2 separate regions of the Homo sapiens genome follow, and region 2 is linked to region 1. A link is a loop called in an ENCODE intact Hi-C map of the cell type or tissue named here. Cell type or tissue: gastrocnemius medialis. All regions are shown on one strand. Each heading gives the region's core, and the rest is flanking DNA. Links, peaks and the distances in the headings are about the cores only.

What was found. A loop is a pair of places that touch in the nucleus more often than their neighbours do. Peaks named below come from ENCODE experiments on the same cell type or tissue, not always from the same donor. Only the 100,000 strongest peaks of a DNase experiment are listed, where the experiment ranks them.
Region 2: it touches region 1 in a loop (5-fold over the local background); 1 of 110 quality-filtered maps calls a loop at or near these places.

What each region holds. Positions count from the first base shown.
Region 1 is chr1:212,453,949-212,458,339 of GRCh38, reverse strand. No RefSeq gene overlaps it. Among named protein-coding and RNA genes, the nearest start is that of LINC02771, 17 kb to the left of the region's middle. In gastrocnemius medialis, for the core only: CTCF peaks have their summits at 394 (motif pointing left) and 2,270 (motif pointing right); DNase peaks (open chromatin) are centred at 422, 1,980 and 2,289; H3K4me3 peaks cover 293 bases; H3K27ac peaks cover 1,132 bases.
Region 2 is chr1:212,160,154-212,164,544 of GRCh38, reverse strand. No RefSeq gene overlaps it. Among named protein-coding and RNA genes, the nearest start is that of MIR3122, 85 kb to the right of the region's middle. RefSeq lists an enhancer at 3,203-3,312. In gastrocnemius medialis, for the core only: no CTCF peak of the experiment used is centred there; a DNase peak (open chromatin) is centred at 1,804; H3K27ac peaks cover 3,269 bases.

The DNA.
Region 1 (4,391 bases), core at 285-4,284:
TCCAGGAAACTCATGTTAGGGGTTGGGACCCCTTAACACTAATGTCAGAGATGCTAAGAAGGTATCATGGAGGAAGCACTACCACCCCAAGGACGAGGCAGCAAAGGGGTGCATTTGGAATGATTAAAACTTAGAGACAGGAGCACCTTGTGGGGCTGGAACCAGACATCTGGTGAGGTGGGGGGTGCCTGCCGGCTGGTGTTGGCCTCTGAATTAGGGGTGAAGTTAGTTCTACAAGTGTTAGAAAGATTGTAAACTGAATTTAGCTGCTGCTATGGTAAGGAACTGCTGCTGCCGGGGTGAAGAAGTACTACCGGAGCCGCTTACAAGAACAGAAGTAAACAAGAAAAAGAGGGCTTCCCTCCAGCTTTCCAGTGTCCTTCTAGCACCCCCTACTGGCTGAATCCGATAGGAAGCAGCTGCCAAAGCCAAAAGTGGTTTGCCAAGTCCCAGCCCTACCATCAAAGAAGAGAGAATAGAAGAAGGACTAGAGTGACCAGGAGCTGAAGCCTGAGCCTGCTCTCATGCACACATGTGTGCACGCACACTTGCCTATGCTCACAGGTATACACCTACACATGGACCACAAGCGCCCTCTCCACAGATTTGATTGTGGGTCCTACGCTTTGGGTGTCACGCAAAGTCAGCAAACCTCAAGGCCTTGACTACAGAGACTTTTCTGATTCTGAAACTCCGGCCTCAAACATCACCCATCATCGTCCCATCCCCAAACAGCCACCAGTTTGAGTCCTTTCTGTAAAAAGGAAGCTCAGAGTTCTCCATCTCTGGAGAGATACCTGGGCTTTCAGGGAGAAAATGTCAACAGCAGCCACCCCATGTCTCCTGGAGGGGACTCCAGTAGAGGCCCAGGGAAAAGCAAGCTCTGCACCAAACTGCCCAGTGTGTAGTGAACACAACAGAGCTCATTTACCAACAGGAGGCACACACTAAACACATTCTTCTGGTCTCTGCTTAATCCCAGCTCATTCTGTCTTATTAGGTCCCTCTGCTCTCCTATTGTTTTCCACCACTGTGCATTGCTGTGTCGTTCAGAGCATGTGTCACAGTGTGCTTTTTTTTTTTCCAAAATGTGCTGTCTGTCTATCTCCTCCTCTAGATTGCCAACTCACAAGAGTGGGGCCATGCCAGCTTCTTCCACCCCTGCAGACTCAGGGCCTGGCACATCATAAGTCTCAAGTGTTTGTCAAATGAATCTATTAAAAAATAGAAAATGGCTCTAGAGGCATTGAGATAAATGGACAGGTGATGGATCTGTAGATTGGGGTGTATGCGACATAACGAACTCTGAGGAATGTTGTGGAAGGCAATTGCTCTCCTGTCCTACAAACCATCTCCAGATAAAGAGGACAGCAGGCAGGATGACTGCTCTGCCATCATGGTGTTTCTGCTGTGCTTGTGACTCTGTTCAGCCCTGTACATCCATGGAGATTAGGGCCTGAACCCAGGCTTCTCCCCTCATCCCAACTTCACCTCTGCTTCTTGGAAGGCATGGGGCTCATTGAGTGTTATAGCTGGTGGGACCCTATAGATTACAAAGGTGGCTCCACATCACCATCACCTGGGGAACATTTAAAAACATCAGTGTCTGGACACTACCACTAGTTTCCGATTCTTTGAGTTCCACAGTTCAGTGTAGCATAGTGGATGCCCAGAAACATGAACTCAAGTCCTAACTCTGCCACATACTGTATGATCTTGGCCAAGTTACTTGACTTCTCTCTGCCTCGATTTCTGGAGATGACAGCAGTATCAATCTCACAGGCTTGTTGTGAGGATCAAAGTCAACAATGTATGTGAAGCTCTTGGTGCAATGTCTGGCTCAGAGTAAATACTGAATAAAATGTAGCTATTATTGAAATTATTATCTCACAGCTACTTAGCGGCTGGCGTGGGATGAGCCTCCTGATCCTGGATCCAGTGTTCTTTCCAACACGTCACTCTGAATGTGCACACAGCCTGAGGTCAGACTCGGCAAGGCAAACATATAGTTGCTCTCCCTGGGACCCTTTAATTAAACCGTATGGAACAGAGAACTGCCCCTGAGAACCAACAGCAGATCTGACCCCTGGGAAGCAGAGAGCTGGAGAACACAGGAGTTCGGCAGTGCAGCTTTCAGGTCCTTTGGGAAGCCATTTGGCTGCTTCTGTTAGCATTTCATTATGGAAATACTGGGAACCAAAAATAGAAGTTCTTGAGGGAGCTTAATCCTCTGGGCTTTACAAAACAGCTGCTGGAGAGTTCCCGGAATTGACCACCAGGGGGCACTGTCGTCCCATGCAGGCAGCTGCTGGTGGGTCGGACCAGGACAGAAGTGTCCAAGAAAAAACCAACACCCTTCAGCAAGCTCCTACCCCAAGCCTGCCTTGCTGGGGACTCTGTGGCTGGGATCCCTGTGGATCTCCACAGCTCCTGGTCCTAGAGAAACCACTTTGCAACTCAGCCCACTGCTCTCCTCTTTGGGGACCCTTAAGAGCAGAGCAGGTTCCTGCATTTATTTTAATCGATCCTTCCTCCCACCTCACCCCAAAACCAGGACCTAGGGCAGTGCTGGACATATAATAAGCAAGAAATATGCATCTCCTTTGTTGATTAATGGATATGTGAAATCAGGTGCAATTGTTAAATTGTGGGACGTATCAAATAACAAAATTTCAATAAATTGAGCTGTAAAGGTCTAGTTTGCCTTTATTAGCAATTCATGAACTGGGCAGTATCCAGTCTACAAAATAAAAAGGAACTCCCATGAGCTGAGCTAAGGGCTGAGCTTATAGGCAGAAAAGGCTGAAGAAAGCCAAAACAAGAAATAAGATGCAGATTGGCCGTTTCAAAGTTACTTTCCTTATTGAGGATCTTGTTAGCCTAATGGGATATGACTATCAACTCTCTCCTGATTTCTCAGAAGCTCAGATCCAAGTAAACAGCTTCGTTTTTGGTTTCGTGGTGCGGAACCTTAGTGTGAGTGACTCCATTTTGGATGGGTCTGTTGGACCCTAATGCAGGAGGTCAGTCCAAATAATGGCCTCCCATACATTTTGTTTAACAGAAGGAAACTGCTTGATCTTTGAAGGAATGGCAGAGAGAGTGCAGTGGTGTGAATCAGACAGAGGTTATGAGTGACAGTTAAGGGGAGGGTCATGGATAAACGGGAAAGGGGAAGAAGTGAGAGGGCTCAGGCAGGAAGGCAACAGATGTATTTCAGGGATCCTGAGTAGTAAGAGATTCCTCAATGTGGAGGCCAAATCCAGAAATATGGGGGAGATTAGACAAGGGAGTCCCAGCCACAGCTCACATGGCCTCCAGGTGGGCATCACCGGCCACCACAGCCACTATGACCTCTCCTATCTTTGGGGTGGCTTGCAGCTGCCACCAGCAGGCTCTGAGCTCCCACAGGTGGGCCTGGGTCCCACGACCTCCCTCTGGGTGATGCCATGGGGCTTAGTACCCTGAGCCTGTATCACACATCCTTAGTCCGAGAGAGCCTCTCTCAAATGACAGCAGGTCTTGTTCACCACAGAATTCTGTGAAGACTAGAGCACAAGAAATACTTGTTAACTAAAGGATTAAACTATGTGTTAAAAAAAAAAAAAAAAAAAAAAAGCAAAACAAGGCCAGGTGTAGTGGCACATGCCTACAATCCCAGCACTTTGGCAGGCCGAGGCAGGAGGATTACTTGAGATCAGGAGTTCAAGACCACCCTGGCCAACATAGTGAAACTCTGTCTTTACTAAAAGTAAAAAAATTAGCCGGGTGTGGTGGCAGGTGCCTGTAATCCCAGCTACTTGGGAGGCTGAGGCAGGAGAATCACTTGAACCCAGGAGGCAGAGGTTGCAGTTTGCACCATTGCACTCCAGCCTGGGAGACAGAGAGACAGACAGACACACACATACACACACACACACACACAGAAGTAGAGTCTCTCTCCACAGGACCTCCAGGTACCTTCCCTGGCTATGATTTTAGAGTCTCTGCCACCAGCTCGGCATGCCACATCCTAATTCCAATGGCCCTGGGGTGGAGCTCCCTGGAAGGCTCGATCTTGAAGCACAACAGGGCAGAATGGAAAGTGGCCAGGCTGGAAGGAAGACTTGCCTTGGAATCTCAGCTCCAGCACCTCTCAGTTGTCAGAGGTGTAGTTTCCCTTGCAAGTTACTTATGCTTCCTAAGACCCAACCAAATGTTAGTACCACCTTGAAGAGAATAAATTAAGCCGCAAACATGGCATGCCAGCACCTGGCTCATGCTAGCCCAGTGCCGCTATTGCAATGACCATCAGCACCGACTTGGACAAGAGGCAGGGGCAGGGGCAGTGAGGCAGGAAGTAGGCTTCAGCTGGGAGAGGCAAGGACAGGGTAGAGGTAACTGCAGCCAAG
Region 2 (4,391 bases), core at 286-4,285, 290 kb after region 1:
GGGCTCAAGCGATCTTTCCACCTTGGCTTTCCAAAGTGCTGGGATTATAGGCATGAGCTACCATGGCTGGCCTTGCAATATAATTTGTATATAATAAAATTTGTCAATTTTAAGAGTACCATTTGATGAGTTTTCACAAATGTATGGAGTCATGTAACCACCACCACAATAGCCATATAGTACATTTCCATCACCCTACTCTGGATCCTGTGCTGAGAAAGACTGAAAGATGGAAGCAGAGAGATGAGTTGAAAACGTTACTGTGGTAATCTCGGTGAGAGAGAACCATGGCCTTAGACCAGGTGGCAGCAGTGCAGGTGATGAGAAGTGGTCATAATCTGAATATATTTTGAAAGTAGGAACAACAGGTTTTTCTGAAAGACTGGCTATAAGGTGTAAAATAAGTCGCAAATGACTCCAAGGTTTTTGTCCCAGCATATTGAAAGGATAGAGTTGCCATTAATTGAAACAGGCAAGACTGTGGGAGGAGCAAGTTTGGTGGGAGGAGCAAGTTTGGTGGCAGAAGACGAGTTTGGGGTATTTTCAGTTTAAAATGTCTAACAGATATTCAAGTGTAGGTAGTTTGAAATACAAATAAAATGTCCAACTGATTGGAACAATCTAAGCAGGGGAGAGGTGTGAGTTAGAGAGAGATTTGAGAGATAAACTATTTCAGAAATAAACTATAATGTATCCATCAGGAAAGGATAGCACTCTCAGGGTGTTTGGTGGTGGATACAGACTATTTCAACAAGGGAGCTAATTAGCAGACACTGTCCAGAAGAGAGGCTTCCTGGACTCTCAGTGACTGAAACATTCAGAAATATTCCTAGACTATATATTGGTAAGTTATTATGTCCTCGGAGATTTGTAGGAATATCCCTCAGAACACAAGAAGTTCTGATTCTTGAATAGGCCTTTTCCAAGTTGATTGTTCCACATTTTACACAAGCCCCTTGTGGAAAAGGTGCCCAGTTTATGGTGATAATGATTACAGAGTCGTAGAGTTAGAGCTTGGAAGATATCTTAAAGGTTCTCTTGGTCCAACCTCACACCTATGGCATGGCTGATAGATAATTAGAGTCACATCCAATGGAAATGATCTCACATCTCCCAGGCAGACTCTTCTCCTGATGGTCAACTCCATTAGAAAGTTCTTTCATGTCGGGCATAGTGGCTCATGCCTGTAATCCCAGCACTTTGGGAGGCTGAGGCGGGTGAATCACCCAAGGCTAGGAGTTCAAGACCAGCCTGGCCAACATGGTGAAACCCTGTAAAAAATACAAAAATTAGCTGGGTGTCGTGGAGCACGCCTGTAATCCCAGCTACTTGGGAGGCTGAGGCAGGAGAATTGCTTGAACCTGGAAGGATGAGGTTGCAGTGAGCTGAGATTGTGCCACTGCACTCCAGCCTGGGTAAAAGAGGGCAACTCTGTCTCAAAAAAAAAAAAAAAAAAAAGTTCTTTCTTGCGTGAAGCACACATATGCCTCACTGTCGTTACATTTTTTTCTGCGTCTCAGAGACCCCGATGAATGCCTTACTACATTTAGCAAATGAGACTCAAAGTGCAAGAGCTTCAATGTGACCATAAGTTTCACCTTCACGGGGCCTGTCAAATGGTTTAGGTTTCAAAACTTAAGCCCTTGGCCTTCACTAAAACTTCCCAGTATCTTCTGTCAAGAGGCTTCCTGGACTTTTGAAGAGAAAGTAAACTAAATGGGTGTTTGTTTCTCATCAGTGAAAGCAACGTGCTTGCAGAGGCCAGCTGGTCTATTTTTGTCTGTGGGTGGTGGATGGTTGCCAGGATTGAGCAGAGGTGTTTTCCTGTGGTAAAGACCAGAGATGGGGGTTGGTGGAGATGGTTCTTGATGCAGGAGAAGGAAGATTCGTGAACAGGATTCAGAACCTGGGAGCCTGTTGAGGAGGTCCTAGGGCTACCTTCAAGCTCAGACCCCTCATTCGCCGCCTCACTTGCATCCTTTTTCAATGTGTGCTCAGGGACTGCTAAGAGACTCATTCCTCCCCTAACAGGCAATAGCTATGAGGCTTTTAGTTGGGCCAGGTCTTGCAGGACACTCATCCTTCTGTATGATGGTCTCATTGCTGGTATCCTGGGTCCAAGTGTCCCCTACTCATCCTCACTAACAGGGCTCTGGCACTGCTTGTTTAGATGCAAATGTCTGGGGTGGGAGGACGTAACCACCTATAGTGGCACAAAATGCCCAGGAGTCAAGTTAATCCTAAGGATTTGGGGACTAACTCAGATGCAAAGCCTGAGAAACACCTGTCCACAGGCCCAAAGAATGTCTAGGGTTTTAGAGCCATGGATTTGAGACCCAGTAGAGCTGGGACTAAATGAAAGCAGTTTGGGAATAAGCCAATGTAGGGTCCTGGGTTATTTTAGCATCTGCACTTTCTTTAAGGGCCCACGTGTATGTGGGATATTCACAAGTGTGAATTCAGGGTGGTTTTTTTTTTAAATTGGGATTTTTAAATATAGATTTTAAAAATATAGATAAAAATATGGATTTCTGGGCCTTGTCCTTAGAAATTCTGATTCAGTGAGTCTGAGGGGGACTCAGAAAGCTGTCTTTTGAAAACTTTCCCAGTTTACTCCGATGTGTGTTTGGGAATCATCAGCTTAACGAATTAGAGGTGGGGCAGACACTTGTCTGTCAACATCCAAATTTCCTGTCCTCAGCCTTGGTGGTGCGCTTGCCTTCATATTTCTTTTGCCTACCTGGATGACTCCTGCGACTTGATTACCTCCCTGCCCAGTCTTAGCAAAAGTGAGCTAATGTGTAAAGAGTGCTTAGCATAGGGCCGGTACTTAGTAATCACTCAATAAAAGGAGGTTGTTATTCTTATTATCTGTGGTTAAAATGATATGACATGCCTGAGCTGTATGACTCATTGGACCAGGCAGTAATATCCCTTGAACACAGTGGAATTAGGTCAACCTCCTACCACCACTAATCCTGGCATCTCTCCTCCCCCAGTGAGCTTCCTATTTGGCCCTGTTGGGTTCTCACTTGGTGCCAGTCTGACTTTCTTGGGTTTGCTTTCTATTCTTTTGGCAGGACCCAGAGCAGGTACAATTCCCTTTGTGTTTGTTTAGAAACTGCTCTTCAGTGGTTGAGAGGAGTTGGGCCTCCCAGTCACAGTGTTTTGGTGGTTTGTTTCCATTTCTCCTTTGTGGTTGTGTTTATGACTGTGGTACAACTACTTGGAACTGAAATGTAGTTTCTTTGGAGACAGGGGTATTCTGTAGACACGGTGAAATTCCTTGGACTTGGAGGGTCTCCAGAATGCAATACAATATCTCTAACTGGCTCTAGAACTACCCAGAGTGAATAGGATTCTATTGTTACAGCTAGAACTAGGGTGAATGAATGCAGGATTCTTCATTTATTCAGCCAATGTGTGTGAGCACTTCTAATGTGCCAGGCACTACTAGTACTGGGAAGAATAAAATAGCCCTGACCATTGCAGCCAAGATTTTCTTTGTTCCCTTTCTAGGCCATCAAGCACAATGCTTCCAGGTTAACCTTCACACACTCACACTCACACTCACAGGTGTTAACACTTACTGTATGTTAGGGTAAAAAGTTGGTAGGGGGCCGGGCGCGGTGGCTCACGCCTGTAATCCCAGCACTTTGGAAGGTCAAGGCGGGTGTATCACCTGAGGTCGGGAGTTCGAGACAAGCCTGGCCAACATGGCGAAACCCTGTCTCTACTAAAAATACAAACAAACAAACGAACAAGAGGGCATGGTGGCCGGCGCCTGTAATCCCAGCTACTCGGGGGGCTGAGGCAGGAGAATCGCTTGAGCCTGGAAGGCAAAGGTTGCAGTGAGCCAAGATCGCGCCATTGCACTCCAGCCTGGGCAACAACAGTGAAACTCGTCTCAAAAAAAAAAAAAAAAAAAAAGTTGGTAGGGTATAGTCCCTGTCACTCAGAAACACAAAATTATCCTACTTTAAGGCCTGTTTGGAATGAATGAAATATATTTATTCTACCAAGTGCTTGGGACTAGAATAGAGTTATAATAGAAATGCATGGAGAGTACAGGAGCATGAGAACTAAATCTACTTCAAAGGAGTCATTTGCTGAATACCTACTACATGCCCAGCGATAGAGAAAAACAGCTTCAGCTTCAGAGCTGAGATGTGTGGACTTTTGAGTAACAGAAACCTGAGTTTGTAAACTGGATCTACACACAGCTGTGTGACCTTGGGCAAGCTATTTATCCTCTCTGAGCCTCACATTTCTTGTCTATGAAGTGGAAGAAATAATATCTACCACAAAGCATTATTGGAAAGGATAAAAGAGACTTTTTTTTAAAATTAATTACTTCATTTTTTTGAGACGGAGTCTGGCTCTGTCGCCCA